2 separate regions of the Homo sapiens genome follow, and region 1 is linked to region 2. Evidence: chromatin contacts called from ENCODE Hi-C or POLR2A ChIA-PET data. All regions are on one chromosome and are shown on one strand. The core of a region is the stretch at or near the end of the contact, and the rest is flanking DNA. Distances in the headings are between cores, read along the strand shown.

Evidence for each region. A loop is a pair of places that touch in the nucleus more often than their neighbours do. ChIA-PET counts read pairs that join two places held with the same protein, here RNA polymerase II (POLR2A). Pooled maps may share reads with other maps.
Region 1: a loop to region 2 is called in a map of B cell, with 4 times the contacts of the local background. The contact joins the promoter of LINC01990 here to the promoter of CIP2A in region 2. A Hi-C loop is called at or near these places in 2 of 168 maps with a recorded cell type or tissue (B cell and OCI-LY7) and 10 of 50 pooled maps. POLR2A ChIA-PET finds 5 or more read pairs at or near these places in 3 of 52 experiments (OCI-LY7, activated B cell and activated T-cell).

The regions. Positions count from the first base shown.
Region 1 is chr3:107,426,051-107,433,304 of GRCh38, reverse strand. It overlaps LINC01990 (long intergenic non-protein coding RNA 1990), which reads right to left and starts at 2,375. Exons shown (of 3, transcript NR_110039.1): 1 at 2,347-2,375. RefSeq lists an enhancer at 1,180-1,369 and a silencer at 1,580-1,829.
Region 2 is chr3:108,587,594-108,594,703 of GRCh38, reverse strand. CIP2A (cellular inhibitor of PP2A) reads left to right here and starts at 5,266. Exons shown (of 21, transcript NM_020890.3): 1 at 5,266-5,430. The coding sequence starts at 5,329. It overlaps DZIP3 (DAZ interacting zinc finger protein 3), which reads right to left and starts at 4,982. Exons shown (of 33, transcript NM_014648.4): 1 at 4,865-4,982. RefSeq lists an enhancer at 4,788-5,067.

The DNA of each region.
Region 1 (7,254 bases), core at 1,126-3,625, 1.2 Mb after region 2:
TAGATTAACAGTCAAAAATCCAGAAGGCAAGCAATTTGAAGGGGAAACTAAGGATAATCAAGATTTGACTGTACACTTTTTGTAACTGTTGAATTATTTACCTTCTTTGACTCCTCCTGGACTGAGCCAATGTAGTCTGGATAGTAGAAAGGACCTTAGCCAAGAAACCAGGAACAGCCTCTCTGAATCTCTTTCTGCAATTGTGTGTTTCCAGAAAAATTGCTTCTTTGAGTTTGTTTTCTGATCAGGAAAATGAGGAAGTTTGATTACATCAAGGCTTCTCAAGTTCTAATTCTATCACATTCACCTAAGGTGGTTCCAAAATATACAGATTCCCAGATCTGACTGAAGGACACATTGTAGAGGTTGGGCTGAGGTCTCTGTATCAGACTGGGCGTAAAGTGTAATGTCCTGTCCTGCCACTTATTAACTGGGTGACCTAGAGTAAGTTACTTCATGACTCGTATATTTCTCATAGGTAAAGCAGGGATGATAATATCTCTACTTCATATGTCCCCGGGAGGGTAAAATGATAGAATCCTTTTTAAGTAGCAAGTATATTGCCTGTCACATATTAATCATTCAACAGATGTTATATATTATTTGTATAGCCCACAGTATTCACTGTGTGTGTGTGTGTGTGTGTGCGCGCGCGCGTTTGGTGCAAGGTAGACGATCCATAAGTATCTGCTGCGTAAATAAAAGTTGTTTTTTTTTTTTTAGCAACTTCTTTTGTTCTCAGATCTGAAATGATTAGCCCAGGAATTACTTCCCTAAAAAGGTAAAGCTAGTTTGAGAGAACTGCTTAAATGTGGCGCTCAATCTTTGCTATCTTAGACTGAGAGCCTCATGATAATTAAAAAATAATTTAAAGATGAAAGTCCTACTAGAGTGGGCGAGCTGATTACGAAAAGGAATGAGCCTCAGAGACTGTTAGCCGGATCCAGCCGGCCACTGCGTAATCCACTCCAGTGACTCTCACCTAGGTGCGCATCTCCATTTTATCTCACAAGATGCCGTGAAATTCTCAAAGTCATTGTAACTACAATTGATTTTGAATCACAAAAAAAGCAATATTCCATTTTCCGTGTTGTTGACCAAGCAGAAAACAGAACGTAACTTTTAAAACGCTTGAAAATCAGGGCTATCAAAAATAGAGAACTTCTATTCGCCATGAACTCGCTGATGCAAACAATCAACGCACACTGAACCGTGTGTTTTTCTGGGTGGTGGTGGTCCCTCGCCAAATAGTCAGCGTTTGGTTCTCCGCGTCTGTAGCGAGAGGAGTTACAGTTTGGTACCGGCAGGGAGGAAATCGCCTCGCAATCTCTGGAGGTGGCCTCCTAGAAAGATCGCCGGGAGGGGAGGAGCCCCGATTGTCCTGGAAGAAAAGCATGGCCCCATCCGGGAAGTCACAGCTTGCCGGGAGCCCAGGGCTGGCGGCTCTGGGTCCTGGAGGTGGCAGACGGCGGAGCAGCCGGCCTCGTAGCCCGGGCCTGCGCGCCTGGCAAGGGGCTCAGTGTGTGCGAGTGAAAGACGCACACCGGGCGGACCTGCGTGGGCTTCGGCCTCGCCCCGCCGCGCGCGGGGTTGCGGCTGAACCTGACCAGGGCTCATCCCTGCCCGGCGAGGGTAAGGGCGGCCCGGGATCCGCTGCTGCTCGGATGGGAGCCGCTCGGGGCCGGGATCCCTGGGCCTTGCGGGGGCGCGGCAGCCCCTCCCCCCGGAGCCCGCGCTTCCGCCCGAGCCCCGGCGGCGGCGGCGGTGACCGTGGCCCCGCCGCGCCTTCCGCCTGGGAGCTGCCGCCGCCCGCCCGCGCCCTTGTGCACCGCGCCCACAGGCCGCGGGAACCCAGAGCGCCCGGGCCCAGGGGCCTCTGCCGCGCGACTGAGACGCACTCCGAGCTGGACGTGTGGAAGGTTCGGCCAGCTCGGCGTTTCGCCCCCGCTGGGGATGGGCCACTGGGCACCTGCAGCCACCCAAGAGCGGGGAGTTGGCCGGGCCCTGGCCAGGGGCCGCCGCCACAGCGTACTGGCAGGGAGAACAGAGCTAGCTAAGCCTCCTTCCTCTCCCAGATTCCCAGGGAAACTGGACAGCCCGACGCCCAGAGCGGACGGGCGAGAGCCCCTGAGGTGCCAAGTGGACCCCGGTTCTGCTGCTGCCACTGGCCGATTGGGGACGCCGGCACTTGCGCTGTGGGCGTGTGGTGGGGCATTTCCGTTATCCTCTCGAAGACACCCCGCCACTATTCCTGCTCAAACAAGCACAGTCTGGTGTGCAAGCCGACCGTACCTCCTCCCCTCCCTCCTTTCTTGCACGCACCTTCGTTCGTCTATCTATTCTTACCTTCTTCCCCAGAGCGCCAAGACAAATGTGGACAAGAGTGAAGAAGTTAGGATACTGCCAAGTGTGTGTGTATTGGGGTGGGGGGGTAGTAATAAGCGGGGAGAAAGTGATGAAAATAAAATTAGAAATCCCAGAGTATGTAGCAACACACACACACACACACACACGCACACACACACGTTCCCAGCCTGTTAGCAATCTTGGCTATGTCCAAGTGGAAGCAAATTTTAATGCTCGGTCTCAGAAGAAAATTTCACATATACAGGCTTCAGAGGTAACGGGGTAACCGATAGCTTCCTTTTACTTCTCGGCATTTATTTTTGCTTTTCTGAAGCATAGTCCTATGTTTATTAAAGGGACCACAGGAGTACACGCTGTTTGAAAGCCATTCCTGGACACCACTGAGGCCGGCTTCCCAGGGAGCCTTTGTCGCCTCTGCAGCAGAGGTCACTGGACTCTCCTCAAGGTGTAATGTGAGGGAACAGGTGCCTCGGGGGCTTGGGAAAACACCACGCTGTGCTCTGATGTGTGTCCCCATCCCGGGAGAAGGCAAGTGCTTTGCATAAGGACCAGATGGGTTGCTGAATAGGGAGGTGGAAAACAAATAGACCCTTGGGTGTATCTTGAACCCCTTCAACACCCCCCCTTCCCCACTCCCCGCCTTCACCGAAGCAGTGTCAGAGTCCTCTTCGATCCAGCATGCTCTCCTACAATGGCGAAAAACTGCATTAAAACGAGGCAGTCGGAGCTGACTGCGGAAACCCATGTTCTTAGAGAGTCGTCTGGCTACTGCGTAGTCCTGGAATATTCTTTTTTTCAAAAGGCCTCTTCCAGTTGATTCCAACCGGGTTCGGGTTATTGTTCTCACCACCGATAGGGGGCAGCAGGTGTCCTGCGATGCCCCGGGGATGTGCGCGCAGACTGCCCTGCTGTCCCCGGGAATCCGACTACACTGAACGTTTGGGGCAGAAGCAGGAGCTGCTGCCTCTAAGTCCACCGCAGCAGCTGCCGGGACTTGGGCCTCCCAGCCTGGGCGCCTGGGGGGGGCTTGCCCTGTGCAAAGGGTGGGCGAAACCATCTGTGCACCAAGCCTGCCCCTAAACTTAGCGTACAGCATAGATAAATAAACTCAGTTGTATGCAAATGCTATAATTAAAATATACAGTCATTTGAAAGTACTGTAGGCTCTATTGGAGTTTTTAATTGTTTTTGAGTTTTCTCAATCAGTAGAGAATTTAAAAATACGGCTATCACAGTCTGTTTGGAGGGTGGTGGTCTGTTACGTTGAATTTTAAAAGGGCGTCTGTCCCTAGAAGTTGGGAACTACTGATCCACAGAATCGTTTGATAACCGTGGTAAAGATTCCGAGGCATCTCGGAAGGGAAACTGGGAGGACTGAGCTAGTCCTAGCAGGGTGTGTGTCCGCCCGCGCCGCGAGGCGTGGGCAACACAGCCCCATCCCGGGAGCGCGGAGCTATGGCAGCTGGGATTGGTTCAGATCGAGAGTCCTGAGGGGCTGGGATTTCCTGAAAACCTACTTCACTTGGTAAGCCAGAGCGCTTGAGTTTTCGGAATTCCCGAGGAAAGGTTCTATATATTCTCCAAATCCACATTTTCTCAGATATAAGCACTTTTTCCCTAAATTAAAAATATATTTGGGGTTTGTGGAGCAGTAATTTTTTTGGAAGAAAGAAAAATCCAATGTAAAAATGTAGAGACTAGCTATTATAGTCATCTCTAAATAGATTTTTGAAGTGATAACGGCTAAATTATCCAAATGAAAAAAAATGTGTAATAGTAGTAACAAGGCTGTGCCCCTACTTTATGAATCTCACGCACAATTAAAAACTCTAATCCCTGAAATACCTTTGGAAGGGAGGGAAGGATTACAGACTAATTATAGGATTTATAACACAACACTAAGATGTTTTCATTTTATTACAATAATGAACAAAACATTGATGATATCTACTTTTAATGTAATTCTTCCAACATCATAACAGATTTTAGAAATGCAACCATAACCACTAGAGAAGGGAAGAATTTCAATAGCACACTAAATTGTCAGAAATTTCATTAACATGGAAAGTTCATATCATGATGTCAGAATATAGACTCTCTTCAAATTAATGATGAATACTAATTAAAGTCAGAACATTTGTAGGAAAGTATAAAATCTGTATCTGAGAGGGGAGAGGAGGAATTAGAGGAAGGAAAGGTCAGGGAAGTAATGTGAGTAAATCTGAGGGGGAGGATTTCCATATTGGGTTCATGATACTAAGAGAAACCAGAGGCCCAGCTGCTTCTATGGATAGCCCTACAGCTGTTGAACCGTGGGACAGAGGTCACTATGGCATTTGAGAACACAGATTATTCTTTGTGCCTAAAGATAAACCTGAACAATTTTTAAGTTTGTCAGGGACCAGCACTGTTCACCTTCAAATGTGTTGAAGGACCTGCACACTGAGCATGGGCAAGTTTTAGTCCATGTTTAAAGGAGCAAAACTATACCAAGGACCAATCACAAAAGTGTCTTTTACATTTTTTTGCCACAAATTGGCAAAAATATGAAATAATTTCAATATTGAAAGCAGTCTATGGATTTATAGCACAACTTGGTTTATTTGCTGAATAATAATGTCTATCATTTCCTGTGCCACATACCAGCTAAGCAAGGTAGATATGATTAGCTCTATTTTACATATAAGGAAACTAAGGTTCAGTGAACTTGATCGACGTGCCTACATTTACACAGCTATTAACTGGAAGGCCATTTTCTGATTTTAGAGCCCAGGCTTTTTCATTGTCTCACTGCAAACCCTAAAACTGCATGTATCCGTATAAGGGATTCAAACCTTGGATTCTCAGATATCTGATCACTGAGCAAAAATGGGAAAACTTATTTCTGTCATGATTTGAGTGACCAAAAACCAAAAGCTAAATTCAAACAAAACCAAAACCTACAGGCCACAGAGGATCTCAACCTCGAGTTTCTATATCCCAAGTGCTTTTTGGAAGTAATGATGGGGTGGGGAGGAATCTACAACCTAGTTTAAATTTTCAAAAATCTAAACAGATATTGCGTGATTACTGCAGAAAATTCTATTGTTTTTGCTTTGCCTGGCATTGCATAAAGTCAATCCAAAGTAGGAAAATAAATTTACTGTTAATAAATGTAGTTTGTTTGCTAGACAATATCTTTAATTATATTAGGTCCATGGAAGGGTTGGAAAATGATAATAATAAATGTTAAAAGGGAGGCTTTGGACATGGAAAAGAACCACTGATACTTGGCAAAATCTCGTATATTTATTCTATGTGTTATTAGTTCTGCCACTTAATAGTAGGTCTGTGATTATGAAGGAGTTGTGCTGCATTTAAGGATTTTATATTGCATTTCCACAAATATAAATGTTACCTGAAGAACACTAGTGTAAATTGGCCAACTCTAAATAATCAACACCATTCAGTCTGGGTCATAAAGCGCTGGAGGAGGAAGGGTGTGTTTGGAGATTATGAAATAGCAGGTCCCAGAGAACAGTTTCTCTAACTTCTCCTGATGGCTGCTCTTTCTCTAGTCCAGTGATTCTCAAATATTTTCGTCTTAAAGCCCCACAAAGCTTTTGTTTATGTAAGTTTATGAGGATTGCATCTATTGATACTACTGTATTAGAAATTAAAATTGGAGAAATGTTTAAAATATGTTACTTGAGTTACTTAATTTATAATAATGACAAGGCCATTACGTATTAACGTAAGTAACACATTTTAATAAAATAATAAGTGTTTTCCCAAACAAAAATTTGAGAAAAATGTTATTTTATATTTTGGAAGTCTCTTTAATATCTGGCAGCTGGATTCTCATATTAGCTTCTGCATTTTCATCTACTGTGACATGTTGTGTAGGTTAAGTACATAAGAAAATCTGTCCCCAAAGAGAAGCATCATTGAAGAAAGGAGTGTTTTCAGATAATTGTGGATAGTCTTTAATACTACTACAAAATCCTTCAAATGATAATTTCAAAAAAGTTAATTGCAATGGGGAATTTAAGTGCATATCAATAAACTTTTCATATTCTGTTACATTAAAACCCACTGGTCTATTGCTTGGATGTTTTACGCAAATCATAATACAGTGAGTGATTTGTAACAGCATGTAATGGTCACTGGGAAATTATTCCTTCACTGAATTATGCAGCTCTTCCAAATGTCTATTTCATTGTACAATATCAAAAATATCATATTCATTAGTTGTATTTCATCAGGAAATATTTTACATATTAGGATATGAATTTTCCAATATTTTAATTTTTACTTGTAAGTTCAAATAATTTTATCATTGGTTAAAAAAAATCTTGTCAATTGTTTTCCTAGAAGTGACAGGCTCACTTTGTTTATTTCTGAGAAAAAAAATCTGCCAAATATTCGAGTCTGAATAACCACAATTTGTCTTGTCAGTCAGTTGTTCTTTCAAATAAAAATGCTATTCTATAAAAAAAGTGACTAGTTCAACTTGAAACTCAATTGCACTAGTGCTTCTCCTAGACAGCCCTCGTACATCTGTGTGTAATAGAAGCACTTTACGTATCATTTCTATTTTGTCCCACAAAATATTAAAAAGACATACCCTAGAGGGTCAGGATTTAATAAATTTAGTCAAATACCTTTTTTTTTTACTGCTTTATCCAGTACATTCTTGAGTGAAACTGACTTTTTTTTTTTTTTTGCTACAATTTGATTCCACTTCCTTGCTTTGTGCCAAGACCACCACAGTTTCACCCAGCATCAGTGAAAACACTGGCAAAGTGAAAAAGGCAAATATCACCTTAGTACTTTAAAATAGTTCTAGCCTCACAGAACCCCTGAGTCTCGAGGACCTCCACAGACGCTTTGAGAACCAGTGCTCTA
Region 2 (7,110 bases), core at 4,017-6,516:
AAAATCAAATACCGCATATTCTTACTCATAAATGGGAGCAAAACGGAAAGAACACATAGACACATACAGGGGAACAACACACATTGGGCACTATCGGAGGGCAGAGGGTGGGAGGAGGAAGAGGATTAGGAAAAATAACTAACAGGTACTAGGCTTAAAACCTGGGTGATGAAGTCATCTGTACAACAAACTCCCATGACACAAGTTTACCTATGTAACAAACCTGCACATGTACCCCAAACTTGAAAGTTATATATATATGGGGGGGGAGCAGGGAGGGAGGGGGGAGGGGAGGGGGGAGAGAGAGAGAGAGAGATGTCCTAAGACTTCAACTTTTAAAAACCTAGGTGTACTAAGACTTCAACTTTTAAAAACCTAGAAAAACAACAAAGTAAATAAAAGATGAATGTATACGGATGAAATTAATAAAGACAACAGTGGTGATTCTGAAATCAAAGAAAAATGAGAATTAATAAAATGAAAGTTGGTTCTTGAAAAGCTGAATAAAATGGACAAACCCTTGGAAAGCCCAACTAAGAAAAAAATATAGATAACATTAGAATGAAAATGGAAATTTAAAACTACTAAGAGATTAAGAGAATTACTGGAATGCTGAATGCAACTTTTTATCGGTAAATTTTTAATATAGAGAAGCAATTATTATGCTAAAAAGCTCTATATCTACAATTAAGGAAAGGCAGAATAAATGATCAGATCCGTAACTATACTAGAAATTCAAGCTCAGGCATGTTAGCTCATGCCTATAATCCCAGGACTTTAGGAAGCTGAGGCGAGCGGATCACTCGAGACCAGGAGTTCGAGACCAGCGTGCGCAACATGGTGAAACCCCATCTCTACAAAAAATAGAAAAATTATCCTGGCATAGCGGGGCATGCCTGTGTTCCCAGGGAGGATGAGGTGGGAAGATAAGCCCGGGGAGGTCAAGGCTGCAATGAGCCGTGATCATGCCACTGCACTCCAGCCTGGGCAACAGAGTGAAACCATATTAAAAAAAAAAAAAAAAAAAGAAAGAAATTCAAATATTTGCTAAATTTCTACCATCTACCACTAAATAAGCTATCAAGCTTAATGATTTTACAAGACAGCTGTGTACAGCCTACAAGGATCAGATAATTTCTATGATTCTTATTATCCCATAGCATAAAAAAAGATGAAACACTTCCAATTTCTTTTTCAATGGTAACATATAATTCAAATTTGATGTGAGAATAAAGAAAAATATTACTGAAAATGCTCACTTATGAACAGGTATATAATAAAATCCTGAATAAAATACCAGCAAATCAAAACCTGAAGCAAAGAAAAACATAGGATTGTTACTACTGTCTACGTGACCTTGGGCAAATTACTTCCCCTTCCTATCTTAGTTTTTTCATCTCTAGAATGGAAATCATAATAGTTCCTACAGCATGGGGTTGTTATAAAGATTAGATAGGTAAGTAGAAAGTCCTTAGGACAGTGCTTGGCACATGGCAAATGCTCAATAAGTGTAAACTATTATTATCCCAAGAACAAAAAGGCAACATAATCCACTGTGTTATAATTTTAAAGTGAAAAATAAAATATATAAATGTGAAAACTGGATAATTTTTGGCAGACATTTTTTAGAATGAAACAGATATAAAAGCCAATCTCTTAAACATGATGAATATCAAAAGCCAATAGCACAAATTATACTGTGTTAAAACACTGTTCATTCTCATTAAATTATGTAAAAAAGCTGTTCAAAGTTAACATGATTTTCCATATTTTGGAGCTTACACTAATGCAATAATGTAAGACAACAAATACTGGAAGGGGTGAGGTAATTATTTGCAGATGATATATAGGCAGAAAGTCTAAGTAAACCAATCTCTATTAGAATAAACGTAATGATAAATAAACATAATAAGAATGGAACAAGACAGTATGACAAACTATATAAAATCTCACTGAACATAAAATATAACCTGAATACTTTTTTTTTTTTTTTTTTTTGAGACAGGGTCTCCCTCCTGTTGCCCACATTGCCCAGGCTGGAGTGCAGTGGGGCAAACATGGCTTACTGCAGCCTTGACTTCCCAGGTTCAGGTGTTCCTCCCATGACAGCCTCCTGAGTAGCTGGGACTACAGGCATGCACCACCCACACCCATCTAATTTTCTGTATTTTTAGTAGAGGTGGGGTTTCACCATATTGCCCAAGCTGGTCTTGAACTCCTGGGTTCAAGAGATCCTCCTGCCTCAGCCTCCCAAAGTGCTGGAATAAAAGGCATGAGCCACTACGCCTGGCACACCCTTAATACTTTCTATTAACTAACTCAGCAGTATCTGTATCTTCTCATTCATCCAACCTAAAAACTTAGTATCTGCTAGACTCATCCCTCTCTTCATGCCTCACATCCACTATCAGTCACCAAATCCTACCTATTTTACTTCATATATACTTCTCGAATTTGTCACCTATTTTGTATCTCCACCTCAATTATCCTGGTTATCCTTTAGAAGGTTCCAGAAAATTAGTGTCCCTCTTTCCAGTCTTATCCTCCCCAAAATCATAGTTCATTCAGCTACCAGAGTAATCAATCTAAAAACAAACCTGACTAGACCAGGTGCCAGTTTAAAACCAGAGATTGCCACGGACTTCAAGATGGAGTCCAAGTTTAAGGCTAATAAGGCCTTTGGTCATTGGGACCCAGACTCATCTCTTTTTTTTTTTTTTTTTTTGACAGGGTCTCACTCTGCCACCCAGGCTACAGTGCAGTGGCACAATCACACTCACTGCAGCCTCAAGTGATCCCCCCAACTCAGCCTCCAGAGTAGCTAGGACTACAAGTGAGCACACCCATGCCCGGCTAATTTTTTCATTTTTTGTAGAGATGGCGTTTCACTATGTTGCCTAGGCTGGCTCCAACTCCTGGGTTCAAGGTCCTCCTGCCTTAGTCTCCCAAAAAACTGGAAATTAAAAGCGTGAGCCACTGCTCCTGGCCTCCTGCTCCTTTTCTTCCCTTTTTGAGGCCTAAAAGTATGGATTGGTGTTTCTCAAATTAGGATATGCAAGTATCTCTGATTAAAAATGTCAAGACTTATCACAGCTAGAAACGATCCCTCTTACTAAACTTACAACATCAATTTTGGTGAAGATTTTTTGAGAAAGACATTTGATATTAATTACAGAAGAGAATACAAAATTTGTATGACTGCTTAAGTCAAAATCCAACAAAGATGGCACTGATAGCACGCAGCTTTGCGCATTACCCTGGGCCTCTGAATGGGGACGATGCTGACACATCATCACAGATGAAAAGTCCAACACTATCAAACTCTGATCACTTCATTTGCCAATGAGGCACTGACTGTAACACTGAGAACTTAATTATGCCAGATGACAGCTGACACTTTACATTAATTCATTTTTTAACCATCTCCAAGACCGTATAGGACCTCATCTCTACTCCTCTCCTCCTCGTTCTTTCTACACTAGCCACATGGCATCCTTGTTTCTGGCATACAGTATCCCACTTTAGGGTCTTTCTTTGCCATTTCCTCTATCTAAAAACCTTTTCCCATAGAATATGGCTCCCTTTCTCAACTCCTTGAAGCATTTCCCCAAATGTTGCTTTCTTAATGAGGTCACCTTCCCATTTCCCTTATCAATTACCAACATTATTCTAGAGTAATAACGTCTATTTTTCTCTTTATATCATTTTCCTTACTTATTTATTGTGTTTATTATTTGGTTCCCTACCAAAATGTAAGTTGCATGCCAGTAGTATTTTTGTTTTTTTCACTGAGTCTATTGTGTCTAGAAAAGTGCTTAGCACATTGTAGATTCTCAATGAACTACTTATTGAATGAACAGTCCTATGAACCAGGTATCTCCCTTGGCCAGATTTTACCTAATGAAGATTCTGCAGCAGTGAGAACTTGCCTAGAGTCACATCGTCAAAGGTGGAGCTAGAATCTGTAAGCAACCTGGCTCTCTACTCTTTACCACTGCTGCATGTTACTGCATGGTGCCTCTCATTTATGTGGTGAATTTCAAAAGTACTATTTTGTATGTTTCCCTTACTAGACAGTTCCCTCGCAGCAGGGGATACTACTTCATCTCTGTTCCCTGACTGGCAGTTTCTAACCCATGTTACACGCTCTATAATTGTTTACGGAATGAATGAAAGCATAAATGAACACACAAGCTACCCAAAGATTTTTACATGAATGTCCCAACTGGTTAAATCATTTTTATCTTTCAGATTTAAACTTTTATAAAAAACAAAACCAAAACACCAAACCTGTCTTCAAAAATCTAGTAATTCAAAAAAATTCTTTTGAAGTGAAAAAACATGATTTCTGATAAACGATTTAATTAAATGGAAATGTACCCTATTCTTACAATTTCTACATCCTGGTTTTTAAAGCTTTATTCGACGTTAGGAAATATTAAGCAAAAAGCTCCAAAACCAGTAACTGACTCGCTTCATTACATACACATGCAATAATATTAAGCTATCTCCGATTTAAAAAACGCAAATAATAGTGCCATTTTCGTAGACATCGAGAATTATAAAACAATCAATCATGCCAGAGAGAAACAGACACCTTCACTTACAAAAACTGACGCTAACGAGTAACACCCTCCGGAGCAATACCTGGCCCAGGGTCAGCAGGAGGTAGTCTTCTCGAATAAATGTGACAAATACTTTGGTCAGGGCATGACTAATTTGCCACATAATGCCAATAGGTTGACTCTGAGAAACTACCATCCCCGGGCAGAAGGGGCGGGTGTAGGAGAGATTTAAAAACGAGGCCCCTCCCAGGCCGCCTCAAAATCTAGGGCCCAAGATTCTTCTCCTCAGAGCTCCTCACCGTGTCTAGACTAGGGGCAAGCGACCATTTCTCAGGTAGAGGATGACGCACAAACGAAAAACTGGCCATCCAACATGAAGGACGAGGAAGCGCACGAAATCAGAGCGCACAGCTGAGTGAGGAATCCCCCTTCTCCTAACCGATTCCTCTCCCGAGAAATCGCGAGATTTCTCGCCTTCACGGGATCTCAGGCCGAAACCTCGCGGCCTCTCAGACGAGGGTGGGTTAGCGGGGGCAGCTCCCAACCCCCGTCCTGGACCCACAAATCACCTCGACCCCTGGCCCACCCCGGCCGTCACCGAGAACGGTCCCCTAGGGTGCCTAGGGACTTCCGGAGCCCGACCGGATCCGGAAGCTTCTGAGAGCGAGGGGGTGGGGCCGAAAATCAAAAAAAGCGCGGCGAAAGCTAAAGGCCGGCGCACGCTGGGCGGTGGTGGTCCCTAAGCCGGGCCGCGGCCGGTGCAATGGACTCCACTGCCTGCTTGAAGTCCTTGCTCCTGACTGTCAGTCAGTACAAAGCCGTGAAGTCAGAGGCGAACGCCACTCAGCTTTTGCGGCACTTGGAGGTGAGAGGCTCTGGGGTAGAGGACAGATGGGGCTTCCCCTAGCAATTCTTATTTCACAGTGAGGCCGAGGAGTGGCGGCCCCAGCCTGGGAAAGAAAGGACAGTCCTTCGATCCCTCTGTTGTCTTTTCGTACTGGTAAAGGCTAGTGAGTGTCGGGGTTCCGCTGGCCGCAGCGAGAGGCAAGAGCGCTCACTGAAGGCTCTAGGAAAAGCGGGAGTGGGGCAAAAGGTTGGGAAGTTCAGGTTGTTTCGAGTAGGTAACGGAAAAAGCTCGGAACTTTATCTTTTCCTTTGCTTCTAGTTTTGGTTTTTCTACGAAACCAAGCCCTCAATACACAACTATTCTCAGTGACGGAAAGTCATGATTAAAACTTGGTTTTGCCCTTCGGTAATCTATAATTGAATTTGTTGCTTACTGCTCTTACTTGAACTCGGGTTGAACTCAAACTTGAAAAACATTATTTCAACATTAAGAAGCACTTCCCCTTCCTAGTAAGCGTAATCCTTTTTCTTTACCAAAATACATTGCTTACAGTTTTTTAATCTTAGAATGCTGAATTGCCTTTTTTTCTATTCTAGTGATATGTGTCCAGACGATTCCGTTTGTTTTAGGATCTTAATCTTCTGCTTTCATTTGTTTTGCATTTACGGAATTCAAACTAACATTGACCTCAGTTTAATTTTTTTAAAGCTCAATTAAGGCTTATTTTAACTCTCTGTGTCACAGCTTTCCTCTGTTAAGGTAGAATTGAACATAATTTTAAAATATATTGTATTATATTAACCCTATGATAAAAGACTAATGTGCCAAAAATTTGTAAAATATTACAGGAAAAAAATGATTTCCAGTAGTAGAGCAACAGCAGCTGTTAGTGAAGCTGCTGTTGTATTAAATGTGTCTGTCTTATCTTGAGCTTCACTGGTGCTCCTCTTTTCCCTACTTCAAGTGCCCATCTCCTAAGTACATTTGTTTTCTCTTTTTCATTCTTTATTTTAAGAAGTGCCTGCAAACCTAATAATTAAGGTGTTAGCTGTTAAATGCTTAAGGCTTTGCTTCTGAATTAGCATAGGCTCCAGAAGCCGCAGAATAAGCAGGGCAGTCCGTTTAATTTAAAAATCGGGAGTTAAGCATTTTGTATGCTATTCTGAAGCATTACCTTTCTTTGAATAAACAGGAAGGTTGTGCACTGAAAGAGATTTAAGGCACAGGGGCTTACACCTGTAATCCCAGCACTTTGGGAGGCCGAGGCGAGCGGATCACCTGAGGTCGGGAGTTTGAGACCAGCCTGACCAACATGCGAAACCCCGTCTCTACTAAAAATACAAAAATTACCTGGGCGTGGCGTCTCTCTGTTGTCCCAGCTACTCGGGAGGCTGAGGCTGGAGAATCGCTTGAACTCGGGAGGCTGAGGTTGCATAAGTAGAGATCGCTCCACTGCACTCCAACATGGGTGACAGAGTGAGACTCCGTCTCAAAAACAAAACAAAAAAAAAGAGAGACTTAAACAAAATATGGGATGGGGTCTTTACTGTATTCCTAAACTTTCAAGGGGTTTACATAAAACTCTTCTACCGTTGTTGCAAAGGTATGAAGAGCACTGGCTTCAGGTTACTACTAAAAAGGACTTTTTGTAATTAAGAGATAAAATACATACAGAGCATAAAGTGCATTAATCTTAAG